Linked DNA regions of Mus musculus: all the other regions are linked to region 1. Evidence: chromatin loops called from intact Hi-C (ENCODE). Cell type or tissue: heart. All regions are shown on one strand. Links, peaks and the distances in the headings refer to the core of each region. The heading gives the core; the rest is flanking DNA.

What was found. Hi-C counts contacts between places; a loop is a spot of excess contacts. Peaks named below come from ENCODE experiments on the same cell type or tissue, not always from the same donor. Only the 100,000 strongest peaks of a DNase experiment are listed, where the experiment ranks them.
Region 2: it touches region 1 in a loop (2.2-fold over the local background); 6 of 42 quality-filtered maps call a loop at or near these places.
Region 3: it touches region 1 in a loop (3-fold over the local background); 10 of 42 quality-filtered maps call a loop at or near these places.

What each region holds. Positions count from the first base shown.
Region 1 is chr8:41,130,943-41,138,637 of GRCm38, forward strand. Mtus1 (mitochondrial tumor suppressor 1) reads right to left here and starts at 2,784. Exons shown (of 14, transcript NM_001005863.2): 1 at 2,539-2,784. In heart, for the core only: a CTCF peak has its summit at 2,799 (motif pointing right); DNase peaks (open chromatin) are centred at 2,339, 2,829 and 4,779; H3K4me3 peaks cover 2,389 bases; H3K27ac peaks cover 1,523 bases.
Region 2 is chr8:41,078,157-41,085,851 of GRCm38, forward strand. It overlaps Mtus1 (mitochondrial tumor suppressor 1), which reads right to left. Exons shown (of 14, transcript NM_001005863.2): 2 at 4,458-6,684. The coding sequence starts at 6,521. Among named protein-coding and RNA genes, the nearest start is that of Gm16193, 29 kb to the left of the region's middle. In heart, for the core only: no CTCF peak of the experiment used is centred there; a DNase peak (open chromatin) is centred at 3,615; H3K4me3 peaks cover 455 bases; H3K27ac peaks cover 2,350 bases.
Region 3 is chr8:41,053,647-41,061,341 of GRCm38, forward strand. The region is part of intron 3 of Mtus1 (mitochondrial tumor suppressor 1); the gene reads right to left. Gm16193 (predicted gene 16193) reads left to right here. Exons shown (of 3, transcript NR_166600.1): 2 at 6,658-6,781. Among named protein-coding and RNA genes, the nearest start is that of Gm16193, 4.5 kb to the left of the region's middle. In heart, for the core only: a CTCF peak has its summit at 3,565 (motif pointing right); a DNase peak (open chromatin) is centred at 3,895.

The DNA.
Region 1 (7,695 bases), core at 860-5,859:
CTAAACCCAGATCTTCTGGAAGAAGCAGACTGTGCCATTTCTCCAAGCCCTAAGACCGTCCTAATGACATATACCATTCTCCACAATTTGTCATTAACATGTGCAAAAGGAAAAAAAAATTGCACAACAGCAGCTACTGCAGAACATAGAAGTTGTAGTCATAGTTCCAGAAGTGACAGCCATATGTGGTTCCTAAACTGTGACTCAGAACTACTAAACATCCATTTTGGGAAAAACCAACATGTTTGACAACACTGAAGTACACTTCTGGAAGTCAACACATCTATAAATGTGTTTACAGGGCAAACACAAATTGAGAAAAATATTTGCAGTATGAACAGATGTATGCCAACCCAACGGCCTGGAGGAGGTTTTTATAAGTAGAAAAATGCCAATATCCCAAGAGGAAAATGTGATGCTACACTGAAATAAAAGGAAAACTATCCCGATGTAGTAGCACATGCCTTTAATCCCAGCACTTGGGAGGCAGAGGCAAGCAGATCTCTGAGTTCAAGGCCAGCCTGGTTTACAGGACAAATTTGAAGATAGTCAAGGCTACACAAAGAAACCCTGTCTCAAAATGAAAAGAAAACAAGAAAAGGAACTAGAAACCCATGTGGGGTACTTGATAACATTTGCAATCCTAGAAATGGAAACATAAATACCAAGATTGCACTCTTCACCTATAAAGCTGGCAATACTACTTCCTTTTAAGGGTGTTAGAAAGACGGTAACACAAGAGCCAGTTCTGGTCTGCTTAGTTTGACTAAGGCGTTTTGGAGACCAAAGTTCAATATTTTTAAAAGAAACTTTTGCACCACTAATTGTGATTTCCAAGGACTTTATCCTAAGGAAACCTACCTTGCAGACAAAATTTTAAAAGCGATTAAGGGTTGCAATAGCATATTTAATTACAGTAACTGAAAATGAAAAGATCAGCTTGTAAAACAAGGTTAAGTAAATCGACACGTGTATAGAATATAATGTGTAACACTTATTAAGATTTTGAAGGCTTTATATAATGGGGGAATTTTCATTATAGTTTACAAAGGGGAGAAAAAGAGAAATGGTGGGATTGACTCTTATTTTCCTGAATGTATCAAACTGTATACATCAGCGGTCCATTCCGGTTGAAATCAGAGCTCTCAGGGTTACTAATCAACATGCTTCTTAAAAGCTTAATTCTTGTAACTCTAGTTTCCAAAAAGTCTACAAGAAATTTATCCAGAATTTCACAATCCTAGCTAAACCCTACAAAAATTATCCTTGAATTCCTAACGGTTAATTAAAAGGTACAGACCTCTCCCAAACACAATTTGTTTCCCACATAAATCTAGTTTTTAAAAGGAACAGGTGAGGGGCTGGGGCAGCTATCAATGATAATCCAGGTGTTTGGTATATACAAAACTCTTCGCTCCATCCATTGAACAAGGGGGTGGGTCACGGGGGGGGGGGGCCGGGGCAGTGGAGAGAGGGTTCAGGTGAAGATCGATACAACATTTTAAAAGTATTTTAAACTAAATTCTATGCCTTTTTTAAAAAAACAGGGCAGGAACAGGTTTTCTTGCATAACTTTTCTTATCGATACAGTTCTTGAGAAATAAATCTGTAAACAAGAAGTTTAAACACACCCACACAACAGAGTACAGATTGCCCTAAAGGGATTGCTGGAGAGAACGGGGATGAACTATTTAAACTGATAACCTATTTGTAAAACATTCCTTACAGAGGTCATATGTTTAGCGGGGGCCCGACCCCACCTCTTTTTTGCCCTCCCACAAGTTGTCTCCGGATCCCCGGAATCCACTCCCACCCCCACCGCGCTGTGATTTGATACCTTGATTGAACTCCAATCACCTGGCAGAACATGAAAGCTCGCTTTCCTCCTGTTTTGCCTAAGACTCTGGTTTTAAGACAAACAAAATACACTGGATTTCCTCTGGTAGAACACAAGACAATTTAAAAGTAGCATTTTGCAGAGTGAGTGCCAGTATGCAAGCTATGTTTACAATTCAATGTGTCACTTTTACAAGTGAAAAGTGAACAGATCACCCTAGTTGGGGGGGGGGGCGCAAAGACTTCGCGGAAATTCGAGCTAAGTCCTCTATTGAGTAATCAATACGGCGACCCTCAACGTGGGCTTTCCCTTAGAGTTTGTAAGAACCCGCAGGCTGCAGGGAGTAAAACCCGCATGAGGACCTGGGGAACTGCACTAATTCCCTTTCTCCCATATTTTCTGCCCTGACTGCTTAGTGGGAATGGACCCCGGCAAGTCGCCCAGCCGGAAGCCTGAGGCTGCCAGGTCCAGAGCCAGAATCCAGCGCTTGGTGGGCGGCTTTCCACCGAGGATGCAAACTTGACAGTTGTCCTTTATCCACAATAAACCCACCGCCTCGGTCACTTTCAAGGTGACAGCAACTGCAGCCCGCTGTCCTGCAGGAGCCCCGCGGGTCCCACGTGAGCTCAGCCTCCCCACTCCTCCTACTTTGAAACCCACTAGGACACCCGCCCCCCTCCCCGGAAAGCCAGTCCGGTCACCGTGAGTGCGTTGCAGTCGCCGCTCCCCAGCTCCTCGTTCTCCGGAGGTCCCCACCGCGGCCGGGATGGGCGACGGAATGGGATCCACTCCGCGCTTGCCCGCAGAGCCGGGGAGCCAGCCCTGGGGGGAGCCACGGCGTTCTGCACCCTCGGCGGGTCCTGCCTTGGAGACGTCTGTACCTGGGGCTTGCAGATCGACCCCAACCCGCACCAGCACCCTGGCGGCCAGGCGGGAACCGGGAACCCGGAGCCCGGGCGTCCCAGCCTCCCCGCCCCGGGCCGCCAGGGGGAGGAGCGAAGGCGGAGGATCCTGGGCTGGGTGGCCTCGCCCCTCGCCCGCGGCGGCTCCTAGAGCCCAGACAAAGGCCAGGTTGCGGGGGGGAGAGGGGGGCAGAAGGGGCAGTGCCCCCCAAAAAAACTAACCTGAGAGACGAGCAGGGGTTCCTTGAGGCACGATGACTCCCGCGGAGCTCCACTACGGTCGCCAGCCGGGTCGGGCTCCCTGGCTAAACGTCAACATAAGCCACAAGCCCCGGGCGTACGTCCTGGATCGCGCTGCACCTGTTGCCACGTGTGTCGCAAAGCCACCGCTGCTGACTGCGCGCTTGGCTGGCTGTCCCGCGCGACCCCAAACCATTCACGTCCTGGTGGGAAAGCTAAGCTCTGCCAAGCCCAACTTTGGGGCCCCAGGACCGTCGGACAGGCTAGCTAGCCAGAGGGAGGATTGGCTCCTCCTGGGTCCCCTCGCAGCCAGAATTCCCTGTCCCGCGAAGGGCTTTGGAGTTGGGAGGTGGGGAAGTTGCAGGCTTATCAGCGTAAGGGTTTATAAGGAAGCAGCACTGATTGTTCTCGGAGAGTCCCACCTGCGCCCTATATTGTCTTCAGACTTCCGAGCAGATTACTAGCGAGCACCTATTAAAGATTAAAGAAACCAGCACTCCGACTGTTAGAAGTTCAGATGGGGGTGGGGTTGGGGTAGTGGGAGAAGCTAGGAAGAGAAGCTAGGTCTGGCCACTTGAAAGCCAAAGTCCTTGTTCTTGAATCAAACTGAGGAAATTTCAGCCTCCACTAAGCATATTTTAATATAAGGTTTTTTCCCTAAAGATTGATAGCCTGCTTGTAACAGATAAAAACATTCCTGAACATGTCAGACAACCCAGAACTCTAAGTTTAATGTATGCATGTGTGTATACATATATAAAACTACGTGGCCTGGGATTGCTGAAAAAGCATTTTCAGTACATTTCTTGGAGCGCAGAGGCGGGGGACGGGGGTGGGGGTGAGGGAGCAGAAGCAGCATTTCAGAGGTTGCCTATACCACGAATGCTGGATGATCTAATAGCTTTGCTGTTTATAGCTTTAAGTGCTTTCACGTGAACAATGATCCATTCTTCGCTCACAAGTAGACCCTGCTGTAAATAGGTTAGATTATTATCTCTATTATTTGAGTGAGGCAACCGAAGCTCAGAAAAGCCAAGTGACTTGCACATGGTCACACTGTGAGGGCAGCCAAGGCAGGCACAAACCCAGCCGAGCAGGCCCGACTCCCCCTTTTTTTCCCTCCATATTCCAGTAGATAACACCTCTTGCTTATCTTTGAAATCCCTGTCGTAATATCAACTCTGTCTGACGTTAGGAAAAAAATCATGTGACTAGTTTTAAAGTGGCACAGCATTAAAAACCATCGGACAATTCTCCCTTGAGCAAAAGGCACCCAACAAAACAAAACCAAAAAAAAAAAAAAGCCCCGGATGTTTTTTTCTGGCAAGTCATGAGATAATTATGCTAATTAGCAACATGCTTCCTCCCTAAGGAAAATCCTCCTTGTGTTAAACATATTATTTAAGCCTTTATAAGCCACGTGCCCCCGATGATTTGGCCCAATATAATCCACACACATCCAGATTCCCACCACCACTGCATTCCATTGTGCGACTTAGTTCTATGTATGAATATGGAATCAGTTTTACTTTTTATTTCTGTAAGATAAATTGAAAGAAGAAAACAAAATTTAAAAAAACAACCACTCACTGAAGTAATTGGAGATACGTCACAGTTTAGAGGCAGTCACGGTGCAGATGTGACTGTCACTTTTTTGAAGGTGTGGAAATCAGAACCTTAGCTTCTCATTGCATTCCCATAATCAGAAGTGATCTGGGGGCATCATCAGAGACTCTGTCCAGCCAAATGGTCATGAACTAAGGCCTATTGGCTTCTCTATCCCTCTTGGTTCTGGGCATATAGCCATGTTCCTGACCTCTGAACTTGAATGCTGACCTGCTCCAGAGTCCAGAATTAAGGATAAGAAGACAACTCTGCATAACTTCGTGGTGTTCTGTTCTAAAGAAAAGTTAGCATGTTTTATCCTCTGGGAGGAAAAATGAAAATTGAAGACTCTATTTAAAAATCCCTGTTTCACTTGGCAGAGTGTCAAAGATGAGAACATGCGATAGCCACCGGGCGTTGGTATAATGAGAAGAGAGGCAGTCAGAGTGCAGATGTAAACGTAACCTAGAGCGACTTCCATAGAGGGAAATTCAAAATCCTAACTGATTAAATAAAGATGCACAGGTTATTTTCACTAGAAACCCCTCAATGAGAGCTTATCTTATATTACCCTGCGGAACTTCCATGAGTATAAAGCCTTGTTTATGTCAGCCTTGTGTCTAGTAACAACATATTGAGAAACAACATACTGATTGATGAAGAACTCATTATAAGGAGTTTGTTTAAAAAAGAGTTATGGCATAATCATAAAACAAATCCTATGAGGACTTGAAAAAGAATGACACAGATCTTTTATTATTATAAAATAATCTAAGATACATCGTGTGCATATTTTTAAGTGCAAAACAATTATCTACTAGCATGTTGCCATTTCTATTAGGCAGAGAAAATCCATATACTTATATTGTATAGTATTTTATTCCTATAAACAAAATAATATGTAAAAATACACTTCCCAAATAAACTCCCCAAATAAACTTCAAGAAATTGATGTAGCTGGTTGTGTTTTAAAATGGAGTCCAGACACCAAAGGGTCAATTTTGAAGAGAAAGTTTTTATTTAATATAATTTCACATGTTCTACATTTTGATCCATGTTAATAGTAGACATTTTAAAGATGCTTCCCCCACTTGAGATCGGCCATAAAGAATGAACATGTTGGGGTGGTGAGATGGTTTACTGGTAAGGAGCACTGACTGTTTTTCCAGAGGTCCTGAGTTCAATTCCCAGCAACCACGTGGTGGCTCACAACCATCTGTAATGGGATCCGATGCCCTCTTCTGGTGTGTCTGAAGACAGGCAACTGTGAACTCACATACATAAAATAAATAAATCTTTTCTTTCTTTCTTTTTTTTTTCTTTTAAATGACTATGTTTTTCCATTAATAAGATAAATGATCATATTGCTTGTCCTCTAATCAGGGGGAAGCAAAAATGTTAAATAGTTGCTTTTAACTTTGCTTCTTCTCTAGTTCATTTAAATAAAAAGACTTCCACCCTCAAAGTCTAGCAAATGTGCTGTGATCCTGTTGACAATGGTGAGATTGTCAATTCCTTTCCCTAGCATTGACATCTGCAGTAAGGCTTGAGCCTGTTTCCCCAGGGTCACATTACATCAGAAGGGGTTAATTCTCAAGGGCTAAACTCCAGGAGTCCCTTGAAGTCCTTTTTTTTTTTTTTTTTTCAAGACAGAGTTTCTCTGAATAGCCCTGGCTGTCCTGGAACTCACTCTGTAGACCAGGCTGGCCTTGAACTTAGAAATCTGCCTGCCTCTGCCTCCCAAGTGCTAGGATTAAAGGCGTGTGCCACCACTGCCTGGCTCCCTTGGAGTCCTTTTTTTCTTTACTCCAATTCACTCCTTTTTTTTGTTACTTTCTTAAACTTACTTCTATCACCTTCCCATTGAGCAGGGATTTGGACATCTCTAAGAGACAAAAGAAAGCAAATTCTTAAAATCACCCATTGAGGAAACATGTTTAACATAAGGCAGGAAAAACAGTAAATAGAATGTTGAGCAACAAATTAAGGTGTCCAAGTGTCCCAACCCGTTTATAACTGCCATTTTCAAAAGATGTTACTTAAAGGAAGGAAAACTGAAAAAAAAAAAAACTTTCCTTTTTCAGATAAAGATTAATGAATGGGGCATGGCAGGAGAAAATAAAAAATGACAACATATTGTGGCCCAGTGGTAGAGCACTTACCTGCAGAGTGTGAGGCCCTAGGTCCTGAGTTCGATCCTCAGAGCATGCACACATGGACAAAGATAGCTCTCTTCAGGAACCAGGCTAATTTCATCCCAGCCTCAGAGCAGCATTAGAAGATCAGAGTTTGGCTATAAATAGATACGAATAGGGACAGCAGCTCTTTCACGTAGACTTCAGAAGTTCCGTCATGCTCAGAGTCATATTATCACATCCCCAAAATGCTCTTGCCTCGAAAATAAACAGTAGCTTTCTACAACACACCACAAACTTGCCAGCCAGTGGTTTCATAGGTGCTGAAGAAATGTTGGTTATAGAAATTGAAAAAGAAAAAAAAAACAAACAAAAGACCCTCCAAGTATGTTTGGATTCTATTATAGTATTAATAGCCTAGATGGCTAGTTTCTGTGTCTCAAGATGATAAGCCAAATGGTCTGGTGTAGAAACTGACCAGTCTAAGAAAGATCCTGACTTACTAACAAGTCTTAGGTTTCTGCTCACATAATCTTATTTGGGCTTGCAAATTTGGCTGGATTCTCTTCTGCATGTTCCAGAATGGGGCCTATCAGAGTCAGGCTTCTCCTTCAAAAGTCTGCCAGTTTGTAAATGAAACATCTCAAGGGAAGGGTTTTTGCAGGCTCACAGCAACAGCGACACTTATCAAAATGATCTGAGGCCATCTCAGAATCCCTTTCATGTCCCCCCCACCATGGATTGCCATTTATAGACCCTGTAGAAGGAAATGTTCCTCTAGCGTGATGCCAACATTATTTTAGTTCACCCACAAACAAGTTATTCTGTAGTTCTGCTTCAGGTCTCATCATATTAGGAAGAAATTAAGAAAAATGTAATGCTACCAGTTTGTTCCACAAACACTTTGAAAATGTTTACTTTGAATACTTAAAACGTCATGACTAAGAAAACACGGCTCTGTGTAACCCACTCTTGA
Region 2 (7,695 bases), core at 1,400-6,399, 52 kb before region 1:
TGTGCATCAACTAATTTAAAATCTAAACATGTGCATCAACTAATTTAAATCTGTTTTGGGGGGGGGGTTTGTTTTGGTTTGGTTTTTTGAGACAGGGTTTCTTTGTATAGCCCTGGCTGTCCTGGAACTCACTTTGTAGACCAGGCTGGCCTCAGAAATACGCCTGCCTCTGCCTCCCAAGTGCTGGGATTAAAGGCGTGCGCCACCAGGCCCGGCTTTAAATCTGTTTTTAACCTAGTAAGATTATTGGTCATACCCCATTTTAAGGAATAGCATTAAAACACTTTAAAAAAAAATCAAGTTCACAATTTACACCTGTCTCCTATTAACATATCCAGCTACCCAACTTAAACAAGGAAAGCTGTTGTGTGTTCTGATGGGTTTGTATATTCTTGGACTAGGGTGTGGCACCATTTGGAGGTGTGGCCTTGTTGGAATAGGTGTGACTTGGTTGGAGTAGGTGTGTCACTGTGGGTGTGGGCTTAAGATCCTCACCCTAGTTACCTGGAAATCAGTCTTCCACTAGCAGCCTTTGGATGAAGACTTAGAACTCTCAGCTCCTCCTGCACCATGCCTGCCTGAACGCTGCCATGCTCCCACCTTAATGATCTTGGACTGAACCTCTGAACCTGTAAGCCAGCCCCAATTAAATGTTTTTTATAAGACTTGCCTTGGTCATGGTGTCTGTTCACAGCAGTAAAACCCTAACTAAGACATGTGTCTTTGCTGCTTTTCTTGGCTCTTGAACCCATTTTTCTACCTGCCTTCATATAAAAAAGCCAGCCTCATTTCTCAAAATGATTGCTGAAATCATGTCCTTGAGGCTTGTCTGGTCTCCCCAGCCTCTGCTTCTTCTACTCCCCTACTACAAAAATCTTCCAAAAACTCAACTCTTTTAAAGTCACAGCAAATCCACTGTCATTGTCTCCTTGCATTCCCCTCTCCCATCACAACCTCTACCTGAACCTGGCATGCTTGCATCAGAATACATCCCTGTGCTCTTCATCTTAACACTTGGTGTTTTCTCAGCCCAGCACACAAGCCCTGTAAGCTACAGCCAGAGACTAAATGGCCTCGTCATCAGAAGCTTTCTTCTCTTGATAGCCCTCCCAACTGCTACCAGCCTTTCCTCCAGTACACAGCACGCCATCCACACTCCTGACTCAGTACTTAGCATGCCCTTATGGCTTATTTTCTGACAGTAACACTGCATTAGATAAAACATTGGACCATAGCTGTCTTTCTTGATACCCTAACAAGTACTACCATCTGTGGCATACACAGTAGATGCCCAACAATTGTTTCCACTGTAGACATAAGGGAACAGGAGCCTGGCTCTGACTCCAAGTACAACCAGCTTCTAACACTATAAAGTACAATTACCTTCTCTCTTTACAAAGAGAACAACTGAGCCTCAGAGAGAGGCCACTTTGCAGTGAGTGGTAAAGCCACACATTTAAAGTTATCCAAAATCCATGTTCACGCTTGCATATGCCCTTCTGTGTGCTCCTTTGTTTAGTTATTGTTTTATATATTATTGTGTATATCCCTAACACCAGTATCTATTGAATTCATATACTATTCCAATAGCTAGTGTTTCCAAGAGAACTGCTGCAGGTCACAATGACACTAAAGCAAAACAGAATCTTCTAGAAAAACTTTCTTGAAAAAAGTAAATCAAACATCAACTTATAGAAGTGAATCTCCCACAAATCACTTGTTTTACCTCCAGTGCCCACATACTGAAAAATTTGAAGTCTGTGAGACCTGTGGGACCTGAGTTTGAACATCCAACAGCTGTGTGCGTTTTATTTTATTTTCTTTTATTTTTTTAAGATTTATTTTATTTATAAGTGCTCAATCTGCATGTACATTTGCATGCCAGAAGAGGGCATCAGATCTCATCATAGATGGTTGTGAGTCACCATGTGGTTGCTGGGGATTGAACTCAGGACCTCTGAAAGGGCAGTCAGTGCTCCTAACTCCTGAGCCATCTCTCCAGCCCCCTGTGTGAGTTTTTAAATAAATACTCTGAAGCATGAGTGTGTGGATAACAATTGCAAACAAATAAATACAATGTATAAGCCCTGAGCGTTACTGTAACAATTTAATGACAGCCTATAAGAAAGCACCTAAGCCATGGTTCCTTTCAGTACCAGCTCCTTCATCTTGCTATCCTGACCACATAACCTTTGCAGTAAGCAGTTACTTCTCACCCTAACAGCAATCCAAGTCAAAATCACTTCTCCCAAATAAAATCCTTTCTTAAAGTTTCAGGTAAACTGGGACCACCACATAGCCATAAGGTGGTCGGCAGTCTTGATAAATTAATTTAATTAAGGACTAAGACCTACGGAGTACACAAGAAAACAAACAAAACAGCCATTCTTCTATGGCAGATAGAGCTCTTAGGTACTACTGAAGTGATCAATAGAAAATGCAATGTGAGGTCACCGGTTTAGTATCCTACACTAAGTCATAGCCTGTGGCTATGATGGTTACGCTAGCCTCTTTACCCCCCCTCAAGATAGAAAAAAAAGGGTGGTAGTTGAATTAGACAAATTGGACAAATTAGACAAATACTCTGCTGTATTAAAGACATGGTCACAGAAGCATAGCTCTATACTCTAGCTGATAAGTAAAATCGCCAGTGATGACACCGTGGGACCCTTGGGATGGTCCTTACAGCCTTACAAAGCACTTCATATCTAATTCTCAGCTCTTACTGCAACACTGCTAGGTGCAAACTGTTGGAATCCACCTTACCCAACGATTCCATGGCCTTACCTTCAATAGTACATACACATCATGGGCCCACAGCTACCAAGTTGGAAATATAAGGAAACAAAATAAAACTGAAACTCTCCAGTCTCAGAACTACACAAGCAACTTATTTTCAAGACCAGTGCTCAAGGGACTTCATGCTGGTTTTCCCGATACTGAAGGGTGACAGCCAGGACACGTCTCTCATAAAACTAGACATGGCAGTACAAAACTATTCTTAGCACTAAGGGTGCGAAGCAAGAGGACCTCAGATTCAAGGCCGGCCTAGGCTACTGTGTGCTGAATTCAAAGCCAGGCTGGCTGAATGTGGATACCCTGTCTCACAGCAAGAACAACTTCCCATAAAGTAATGAAAAGAATATCTTGATTCTGTGTAGGTCTATAAACACCTAAGGCTATTGATTACAATGAAGAGTTTATTGTAATTGTATTTGGTAAAATATTTAGATTCTAAATTATCAGCTTCCTCAGACATAAAAAAGAACTTGAAAGATCTGTGTCATGAAACAATACACAAGCCCATTTTAGAAAACCCTGTAACATTTCATCCTTGCCAACAGTTATTGATAAAGCCAAAACATCTATCTGTAAAATGACCCAGGTCAAACGTATCTCCAGTGTTTTCTTATCATTGAGCACACACCTATGTGACCTACTATGTTACCTGGAAAAAAAAAAGGTCTCGTGTACTTGACTATGCTCTGTTTTATTCCTCCTACACAAGCGTCCCCGAAAGACAGGCTGTGTGCACTGCATCTGTCTTCCGCCTCTGCAGCAGATCCATTCCGGGTCCAGAGGACAAGCATTTCAAGGGCAATCTGTGTGGGGCTGAAAATACACCTTAGTCTCCACTGCCAAAAATAGAGCTGAGAACACACAGGCAGTGCCAACAGCAGCCCCGAGAATGTTTTGAAAACATCTTATCATACAATTGTCAAAAGACATGCACATGTTTAAAGAAAAATAACCCTTGAACTGCGAATATTGCTTCTTTTTTTTTTTAAGTGACTCTACCTAGTCCCTCATCCTCAGGATTCGTCAGGTACTGCTGCAGACATACTGCTTTGTTTACTATGTAAGGACTTTTGTTTCTTTCATGCATTAGAAGTCACTGCAGGTGACCTACAGGTGACCTTACAGACCCACTGCACAATCCTTTCCCTTCTGGCTGTGGCAAAGTTACCTGACCCCATGTCACAGAGCTGGTCAGAAGTACACTCAAGCTTTGAAAAGCGTCTTGGCTTCCTGGATTTCCATGTTGCTATGCTATGTTTACAGGCACTACCTAGCCATTTCTAAAATGTGTCTCAATATGTTTGAATGCTTAAAGCTCTTTTTTTTTTTTAATTTCAGGAAAACAACACACAACCTAATCGTGTCAGTTATTTCAATGCAAATATCAAAATATCATAAAAATATTAATTTACTCTTTTAAAACCCTATCAGAAGGAACACCCACGTTCAAGAAAATACCAAATCTGAGGGTTTTTTTTAATATGCAAGTTAGTTATATTTTGACTCATTCACACTCTATACTGCCTGGCAGAACAAAGAACAGCTGACTACAAATTACGAACCAAGTTCAGGGATATTATTAGCAATTACAGGCCACTCATTGCTAATACAGTGGTTTTCTTCACCGGTCCTAAAAGCAAACTGCAGAGTTCACTTACCACCAATAGAGACTTGGATTCAAAAATCTCATTCGTGGCTTGTTTTCCCAGCTCTTGCTTTTCCATGGGAGCCTCACCGTCCTGCTCACCCTTTTCAGGGCTAATCTGATCGATGTGGGAAACGTAAGTCACTTCCAAACACTCTGAGCTTTTCATTTTCACGGGGAGAATGCCTTTGATCTTCTGGAAGAAGGCAGCTACAGACCCGGTCTCACTCCCTGCATGAGGAGAACCTGTCTTGTCAACATTCTCCTGATTCGATTTCGTGGCAGATGTTGTTCTTGGAACCCCGAGTGAAGCATTTTTAGAATGAGTTGTAACTTGCGCAGCCTGGCTGGTAATGAGTTTATTAAACTGTTGCTTGTGTGTCTTGTTAATTGGGATTTCTGCTTTTTTGCTGGCTTTAAAGTCAGATCTTGGTGCTTTGTTCATCATTGTCAAGTGTTTAGAAGGCCCTGGTGATGGTGAAGAGCCCCCTGTTACCTGAGGGCTGGGTGTGTCCTTCATTATGGAAGTGTCTTTGGGTTGCAACACTGATCTGGATATAACTTTGGCTTTAATGTTTTTGAAGTTTGGTGTAGGATAACTTATAATTTCTGTCTTCCTGACTTTACTGCCTACAGTGGTATTTGTTTTGGTAGCTGATTTTCCCAAATTAGGTTTTGGCATATTTGTTGGTTCCCCTTTCAAGTTTGGTGCACGTTTAGCATCTCTTGGTCCATTCTCCACATTATTGTACTTCTTCACTTCAGCAGGTTCAAGTCTGAAGCTCAGATTGGGGGGTTGCTCAACTGGTGTTGACATGCAACCTGCTTTATCTGTGCAAATGGCTCCGCCGTTCTCGCCCCAACCCATTTCATAAGGTGAACCCCTCTGCCCTGAAACACTTCTCAGGGTCAGCTCTTCAGTACTACTTTGGATGTCTGAGTCATTGTCGTGGGAATCGATGTGTGGGTCTTCAGTCACAGTGACTTTACACTCAGAGCCCAGGACTCTGGTTTTACTCTTCTCAAAAGCTGGCACCAGTACTGGGCATTCACCATCGACATGACAGTTGGGCAGTGTTCCTCTTAAATTTTGGCCCATTTCCTGTTGAGCATACGGGCCGTGTGAATGTGTCTCACTGTTTGGGTCATCTTCAGATACACAATAGAACTCCTGTGATGCAGATCCGTTGGGGACCTCCATGCCATCCGAAACCAGTGTCACAGCTTGTATCTCTTTTTCTCCAATGAGTCCTCGCCTTGTCCCATCTGTGTACTCTTTGGTGACATTTCCTAAAGAATTCTGACCCTGAACTCCAACGTCTGGACTGTCAGTTTGCATCAGCACATCAGAGATCACTGTAAAGGTTGTGTTTAGGGTCTTGGATGGTGTGGCTTGGAGGTTTTCAAAGTTCTCTCGATTATAATTAACCCCTCTCACATACATCTTAGAGGAATGGGGTGGTGTCCGACCGCAGGAGGACAAAGCATTTCTGTCTCTCACTGTTGTCTGCAAACCTCCAGGAGCATGCAAAGGCTGACCCTGTTCAATATCATGGCGTGCTATAAAGGTGTAGTTAGCCGTGTCCACTTTCATGCCATATGTTTGTTTTAGCTCCAAAACTTCAGGGGAATCTCCACAAGCATAATCGTCATCAGACCTGCACTCACAGGGCTTAAGGGGATCAAACTTCTCATCCTGGATTGCCTCTAGGGAGTCACAGTTACTGTGCAGGTCTTGGGGCTTCCCTGTGTTCACAAGTGCAGGAGACTGGCAGGTAAGCTCACTGTACATTGTAAACTCATGCTTCCCCATGAAATCACTTGAAGGCTCTGGGTAAGCAAGTTCTTCAACACACTGATGGCTTAAAGATACACTTTCACTACTGTCCACCGCAGGATCCATTTCATAATCGACCACCATGGCATCTGGGTTGTCAGAGTTCCAATCCCCGTGACTCACTGAAGGGCACTGGGCAGATAGCGATGTTTGGTAGTATTCAGATGGATTCGAGTTTTTATCTCGGATAAATACATAACGCGATCCATCTTCTGTCCTATCTGAATTATCATCATTCATCCTGAATATTAACCTCAAAACTCTGCCATTTTATCTTCTCTTCAAATTCCTTTTTAATGAGAGTAAATGAAAAATGGTCCAGCTCCTCCCCTTTCTATTGCTTTCAGCCGGCTTCCACAACTGTAGTCTGAGATGCTCCAAAGCTGAAATGACTTGTCGTTCCCTGGAAGAAGCAAAACAGTAAACTCAAATAAATGTTAGAAAAATTTACAGCTCACTCCTTAATTAGTTTAACAACAACGTCTAATTACCACTCTCTTTCAAAGAAGCCTTTTGATGTGTGAAGGAATGGAGCGTGATGGTTTGGTTTGGAAATGCAGATAAAGTTTCCTACTGATGTCACGGGCTGACATCTTCGACTCCCAGAGACTTCTTAGAGAAGGGAACTAGCTCAGTGTGCAACCATCTTTCCTTCTTACTGCTCAACGGTAAAAACATTCATCCTAATTTCCCTTGGCAATCCCAATTTATGTCCACTGTCCCAGCAAAATTCCTACGTGTCCCTCTCACTGTCAGAAGGGCTCCTACTCTGCAAGGTTGCCGGGGAGACCATCCAGGCCCCACAAATGAGTTAAACAGACTTGGAGAATTTGCATTTCTCTAGTCATTCTAAATCATTCCTATCTTAACCATGTGCCCTTCCCAAGTGTGTGTGTATGGGGGGGGGGGGGAGAACGATACTAAGATTTGAAGTAAGCCAAGCGGAGATGTCACACATCTTTAATCCCAGCACTCCGGAGTCAAGTGGATCTCTGTGAGTTCGAGGTCAACCTGATTTACAGAGCAAGTTCCTCAACAGCTAGGCATATACAGAGAAACCTTGCCTTGAAAAACAAACAAGCAAAGAGAGTTAAATAGCCTCTGTTAGAGGTTCCTCAAAATATAAACAAAGTCACTATGTGCTGTGTAACAGTTCCAAATAAATGCATACATTGAAGCCAACCCCATCCCTCAGGTTTGACTATATACTGGAGACTGAGTCTGGAGATAGGTCATTAAAGACATGAGAAGGGTTAAATAACAGCATAAGGGAAGAGGGCTTACCCACCAGAGTTGCTACCCTTCTGAGAAGAGATACCTGAAGGTCCTCCCCTCCCGCTTAGAGTACAGAAAAAACAAACCCACAATCTTAACAGAAACACTATTCACAAAAGCTGAAAAATAAGGGTAGGGG
Region 3 (7,695 bases), core at 1,400-6,399, 77 kb before region 1:
TTTACACGGATATCTTCATACTAATTTTTCCTATGTACTCATTAAAAAAAAAATAAAACCTGAGAAACCCTCAGATATAAGAAAAATTGCCTTATACGCCTCCTTTCAACCAACTTATAACTCGAAAACATTGTTTCTAAGGATCCCCAAGTACCAAGGACCAGGTGCCAATTTCCCAACAGCACTGTGCAGTGGATTTCTTAACAGACACCACTAACAATACAACATCACAAAGCAAAAGGAAGCAAAGGAGGCAAGTGTGGCCCCTCACAGAGGCTCCAGTGTTGGAGCTGTCAGTCATGATATGCCAGCTAAAGATTAAGTGACCCCTCCATAACAGCAGCAAGATGATTTTGGTTCAAAATGATTTTTTTTATATCTTAAGGCAGTTTAAAAAAAAACGCATACACATTTAACACTATTATGTGAATTGTATATTAATTATAACTGAAGACAACAAAAAAAAAATCTGACCCTTTCATTTAAATCCTAAGGAAATATTTTTCTACATCTGCCAGTCACACACTCAAAACTTAGTATTTAGTCAGAAATTAAATCATCAAACAGCCTTTTAATCAGAAATTAAATCATCAAATGGTCTTTGGTAATAGGATAACATCATACCAAGAACATTGATAAGCTGAATTATAATTGGTTTAAGCACCCAACCCCAGAAAACACACAATAAAATTTGTTCCCAACAGATCCATTCACATCTTAAATATATATAAATACAATCACGAAACACCACAGTCAACATAAATTGCAAGCAACAACAAAGCTAATAACCAAGCGGGCCTAAAAAATCAATTTATTTAATAAAAATTTAAGCATGCTTACAAAGCAAAGAATCAGATGAGAAACCGTCGACCTACTTTTTTTCCTAGTAAGCGTGGCTAACAAAGGAATTATACAAAGGCTGTAGGATCCCACGACAAGCAGTGCCAGTAAGGTAGCATCATACTGCCTTTCTGAGCCGGCCGGGGGTGTGAGTGTAGAATTGATAAAGATCGTTGAAGAAATATCAGTTTCTGTACAACTGCGAAATCCTCCTGGTATAGTCATTTAAAAAGGAACAAAGCAAGCTCAGGCAGGAAAAGCTGCAGCCATGTTCATGCATCCCTCATGCTTGCTCCCAGTCAATTAGAATGGGGAGGGGGAGAGCTGTAAGCCGCCAGGCACTACACGGAACAGATTAAACCAGCTGCACGACAGACTAAGAAAGACTGGCAGACGTGCACGCTTAATCTGTAAGGGGGACGCATGGCCACTAGACAGGCTCTGCGGGTACACGGGGAAACCCTTTTGTTAACAGACAAAAAGAAAGGACAAAAGCATTTCGAAACCTCCTTGGCAGGGTCAGACAGGCTACTGGGGCAGTGGCCAGTTCAACATGGCTGTTCGATAGAAAACCCAGGGTGTGATATTATGGAATGTGTCTGCTCCGAGTGTCACAAACTCCATCATTATGGCTTTCAGGGTTTTCTGGTGATTCTATCAGGGTGGTTTGTTTTGTTTTGTTCTGTTTTTGTTTTTGTTCTTTTAATTTGCACAGTAGGACAAAGAAGTCTAGATGGGAGACGAATTCACAATAATAACAAATGCTAGTCATATTTTCAGGTTCACAGAGAATTAATTACCTGTTAGCATAAACCCTTTGGGGTTTTCCCCCACCCCTTTAAAATTTTAAACAATGAATACATACAAAAATAATAACCCTCTTTAATTTTAATTAACATACTAATACTATGTGCCTATGAGACCAGCCTCTGCATTCAGTGACCTGTCTGAAATGGGTCCTTTGCCATTAACTCAATGCCTATTGTCTATAATCCATCCTGTCACATACTTGCTGTGTGACTTTGATCTGGTAATAGTCTCTGAGCCTCAGTTAAGTCTCCTAAAAGTCCAAGGTAAAGACCAAGGTATTGGGGTGGAAGCAGTGGAGTAGCGGAGCGTGTACGTGTATGGTAGCTCTGTTGCTGGTCTACACCTAAAGAGTTTGATGACTCTGGCCCCCCACACCACCCCACCCCACCCCCCACACAAATGACATGCATTTGTCGTTAAAGCAAAGAGCTCACATCTCCAACTCTTCCTCACAAATGTATATAATCTGTCTCTTTCTCCTAATCTGCTTTTTATTATTCATAAGGCTATTTCTCTGTCACCTATATCCCTCCCTGTACCTATTATGATCCTAGGCACAGTGGGCCCTCCAAAGTTGTTTGTCTTAACTCATTCATGGATTATTTCGTGAGGAAATTTGAGAAGAAAGGGGGGAACAAAACAAAAAGCTCTCTTCTGAATGCATCTTTTGAATAAAGGGGGAGAAGTCTTTTTGGGGGGAAAAAAGAGCTTAGCTTCTTTGCTCACTCGGCATGAAGAAAATGGAATGCACAAAACCTTTCAGAGTATTCCCCTGAGTTTAACTTATTTATGATTAAGCTTAAAGCTGTATAATTTGTACCACCCTGTGGCTGGCATCTAAAGCAGAAGTTTACAAAGCACTTCCACAAGACACTCTTTCGAAAACCAAACCAAACTAAACCAGTGATGGTTTTCTGGATCTCAAGCTGGAAGAGCCCCAGCTACTATTCTTTTCCAAACAGCCCTGCAAACATGTCAGCTGGAATAATGTACTTTAAGTTCCTTTATATAGCACCTGCCAGTAATACGTAACCATTTCAGGGTTCCCTGGAGGTTCGTTCAAAGAAATCTATTCCTAAAAACTTGTTTCCATGTCAAACATTCTGAGTAATTACAAAGAAACAATATGTAAAATTCCCACTAAGATACAGAGACAAAATTAATTATTTGTGGACCATTGGCTTTGCCTATGTCTACTGTCTCAACCACCCACAAAAGGTGACATCAGTCTGACTTACAGTCACTGCTGTAGGCGCTCAGGTCGCTGTGGGTGCTGGCCACTGACCGGGTGCTTCCTGCCCTGCATATCAAGGATGCTTCGGATATAGGAAGTGGTCTAGGCAAATTCACCCAAGAAGAGAGTGCAGTTTTCAAGCACGGAGGCTTTCCTTGGGATTAAAAAAAAAAAAAAAAAAGGTTTCTATCTATCGTGAAAACTTGTACTTTAAGCTGGTACATTCAAACTTCTCTACCGACCATGGAGTTGTCAGAATGCAAAATTAATGTTCAACGCTATGATGCTTCAGATGAGAGAGACACAAAAGCCGCACACACACTTACTTCTTTTGAATAATTCAGAAGCAGAAGAGAGGAAATGATGAAGCAATTAGGCTATGAGAAGTGTGGCCTCAAGTAATTAACTCACACATCTCTGATGTGCAAGAAGGATGAGGGAAAAGAAAAAAAACATTAAGAAAGAAGCCTTTGGTAAAACCGTGATCAAAGCAGAAACGATCAGATGTGATACCTTTCCCTTTAACACTAAAATAAGCAGACTGCTCTGTTAGCACATGAGGTGGCCATATTTAAAAAGAAATAGACGAAAATTTAAAAGCACTCAAAGCAAAAAAATCACGGTTGGGAGAAAGCTTTCACTAAATAAAAAAAATGCTCGGAGCTGAACAGCAGGTGGCGCTATGCTCATTTTTTTCCCCACCCCGTTCCTGTTTCATCTTTCCAGTTGATTTGCCAAACTTGATGTGAGGAATGCTGTTCACTCAAATTTCTAAAACTGCGTTGCTGGAAACAAACAAACAAACAAAGGCATACATACTTGCCAAACAATTGTTTTGGTCAGAACTCTTCAAACTCGCTCACCTCTTGAGCAGTCTATTTGATGTGCTTTATGCTCTACTCAAGGACTTAGTGGAGACTGAACCTCAATTCCACAAGCTCCGCCCCATCCTCTTTCTGAAGACCAGATCCACTCACACTGAATTCCTCATTGTGTTTCAACAACGTGGGTGCTCTGGCTTCCTCTCGCTTCCCTTTCATTAGGCAATCTTCAAATCACTGGGACCATGCCTGTATCATCTCCGGATATCCTGGCACCGAGTGGCCCTATGCGAGCTATGCTGGTAGCATCACTGCCCTAGAGTGCATCAAGGGTTGGAAAGACCTTTGACAAAAATGATGCTGTCACATTTTACCAATGGCAGACAAATAAGGTGACGGTGGCAAAATGTTACGTTCACTGGTTTGTCCCCAGCACATGACAGAACACTTACCTAGCATGCACGAGGCCCTGGGTTCAAGGCCCGGTACCTTGAAAAAAAAAAATCCATTAAATCTAAGCTAAGCTGTTCAGAATTCTGGCTTCTTCTCAAGCCACCCCTGCCAGGTCAGGCTTCCCCCTTGCTGGTCTGGCTTTTGCTCATACCTCCTACTGGCTTCCTGAGCTTGATTGATCTGGGTGGAGACTCCGAGAGCAGAGGCATTCCCAATCCAACTCTGTTCCTTGGACTTTACAAAGCAAGGAGCTGCAACAGGTGTCTGCTGAAATCAGTGTCCTTCCCATGCCATGAGTAAATGACTCATTTTGTTAAAACACTCTCTCTCTCCATCTATACCAAGACATTTAATCGCCCATTTTACAAGGCAATTTGACTCTTTAAGTCTATTAATTAAATACAAGTCCTTACTAACAGGCACAGCAAGTGTTACATGTTCAAACACCCATTCCGCTTTCACTTCTCGTGCCAACCCTTTTCACTGGCTTTAGGTGGAATGGAAAAGCAGATCTTTAGAATACAAATTTATCAAACTGCTACCCTGTCGGAAAAAAAAAAAAAAAAAAAAACCATCCAGATGGAGTCAACTCCAAAATCAAAGGTCCGGGGATCAAATTTTCTGGGTCACAGCTACAATGAAGTCAAAACCTAGCAAGCTTAGGAGATACAGGATTCCTTGGAAAGGTGTGCTTCCTGGTACTGCCTCTGGAAACACCATAGACTTCCAGATCTTTCAAGTGTGCCTCCAGAGACCTACACCATGCTCACTAACGCACAGCCTGCCCAGAAGCACACGCGCCCATACTCGGTCACCAGCCCCTTACCTGCCCTAGCCCGCATTCCTTAGGAAGGTTCCAAGGGAACTCTTGATCTCCCAACCCACCCACCCTCTCCCTTCCACCTATTTCACCAAAAGCTTAACTTTGAAAAGCAGAGTCTTGCTCTGTTGCCCAGCTTCCTGGGCTCAAGCAATCCTCCTGCTTCACACACACACACACAATTTTCATATGCACTGTAGGCTGGGATTTGCATATGAGGAAGTTCGTGTGATTCTTTTCTGAGTTTGGGTGACCTCAGTATATTTTGTGACTCCATCCATTTTTCTGGGAGTTTCAAGATTTCACTTTTCTTTACAGCTGAATAATATTCAATAATATATAGTACCACACTTTCCTTATCTGTCTGTTGATAGACATATCTAGGTTGATTCTCCTTCCTCGCTGTTGTGAATAGCGCGGTAATAAAACATGGTCTCTCTAGTAGAGTGTGGAATTCTCCAAGTATGTGCCCAGGAGTGGAATAGCTGGGACACAGGGCAGTTCTATTATTATTTTTACAAACTTCCAAACTGATTTCCAAATAATGTATTGATTTGCGGTCCCACATACAATAAGTGGGAATTTCTCCAAATCCCCACCAACACTTAACAGGTTTCTTCACACCAGCCATTCTGACTGAAGTAAGACTGTATCTCAGAGTAGTCTTAATTGATATTCTTCTGATGATTAGGGATATTGAACACTTAAATAATTAGTCTTCTGTGTGTCTTCTAAGAAGTGTTCATCCTGTCAAATTAGCAGTATTATTTCCCCGGTGTTTAATTTTTGCAGTTCATTAGAGATAAGCCTCCTGTCTAGAGTGTAGGTGGTAAAGATATCCTCCCATTCTGTGAGCTGTTTGACCCACAGTCGATGGCTTCTTTCACTGTGCATAAACGTTTTAATCTCAAGAAATCCCATTTGTTGATTCTTGGCCCTGGTTCCTGTGTTACCGCGCTCTGTTCAGAAATGGGTGGCTCACCCCTATGTCTTTTCTCTGACAACTTCACATTATGAATTAAGAGCTTTTGATCTACTTTGGGTTGATTTTTGTACAGACCTAACGTCACTCTTCGGCAGATGGGCATCTTAAGATTTGTCAACATCATTTGTTGAAAAGGCTTTTTTTCCACTGCAGTGTTTTTGTGATTCCTTCAACAAAAATTAGGCTCCACCCTCCCTGCTTATTTACAGATCCTCGGTCCTATTCCGTTAGTTTAAGGGCATATTCTCATACTGAGCTGTCTTTGTCATTCTAGCTCCGCTTTATAATTTGAGGTTAAGATCATGACACTTCCAGCCATGTTCCTTGGCTCCTTTGGGTTGCTTTGGTTATTCGTGGTCTTTTTTAAGTTCCAAATGAATTATGGCTATTTAATTCTTAGCCTGTGAAATAGGACATTGGAATTTTGATGGCTATTACGATACATATGTACATTCACTTTTGTAATTATAACCGTTTACACAATATTAGTTCAAGTTCAAGAGCGCGAAAGAAGAAAAATATCACACAGGAAGTTTAAATTTATAATAAAACAGTTGCAGAAAAACATACTGCAGTATAATGGGAGTATCGTGGGGTCTGCCAAGATTGAGTGTACTAGAAAAGGCGTGGGTGAGAAGATCTCCATTCCCTCATCATTAGCATTTAAACATTTATTGGTATGGATTTTCTCTAGATGGCGAGCACAGTTAACAATGAAAAGTCATAAATGCAGAAGTCAATGGGGACCACATTCAAACGCACGACTCCCAGTACAAAGTGGATCCGGCAACCAAGAAAGGAGAAACTGGACAGACAAGGTAGATTCCAGTAGCTGTGTGAGTCCATCTGCAAGCAGTAGCTCATCATCCACCCTTTTATTTCACTCAAGAAGGACACTAAGTCAATGCCTACATTCATAGCTTGTATCTGGTTATTATGAAGACAGCCATTTTACTAGTGGAAAGTCATGATTTCCTAAGAGGTATGTTTCCTAGGGCTGGAAATGAAAGCCAAAGAATGAGCTCCCCAATGGCCCTCCTTTGTCTTCCCCTTCTATGAAATACTTTATTCTCCAAGAGAAAGCTCCAGGGCCTTTGACGGTGCATTGCCAGTCTCCCAGTGCTGACTCAGCCTACTCTAAGGAAAGGCCTGGGAAAGGTAAGTGAGTCCACACTGCAAGAGAGAAGCACCTTCAAAGGAATGACAGCAATTCCCGGAGCCACAAAACATCTACCAGCCAAAGTGATTTCCCATCTCTGAACTATCAAGCAGACATGAACAGGGACTTAACAAAGCTGTGAGAGGCTTTTCAACATCATCATAAAGCATATCACAGTTCACATTTGATAAAATGTATGGCTTGCATAAATGAGATTCAGTTATATGAGAGAGAGAGAGAGAGAGAGAGATCAGGGGAGGCAGGAGAGAACGAGATTGGGGGAAGAAGAAAGAAAGGTAGAAAGAATGAGAATCTACTACAATGTTACCTAAAATGGACAACACAGACCACTCTTTTAAAAATATCTGGGCTATGAAATCACATGGGAGTGTGTATTATACAAGTGTTTACTTGCTGAGCCAGGAAGGTAACTTGCAAAAAAAAAAAAGCGATCACAAAAGCACAGGCCTGTGTATCTGAAACATCTGACAAAAGTTTGCAAAGAAAAGTGTAACTAGGAAAGTCACTGTGGCCCATGACACAGCGCCTGGTGCTCTGGAGGGTCCATTCTTA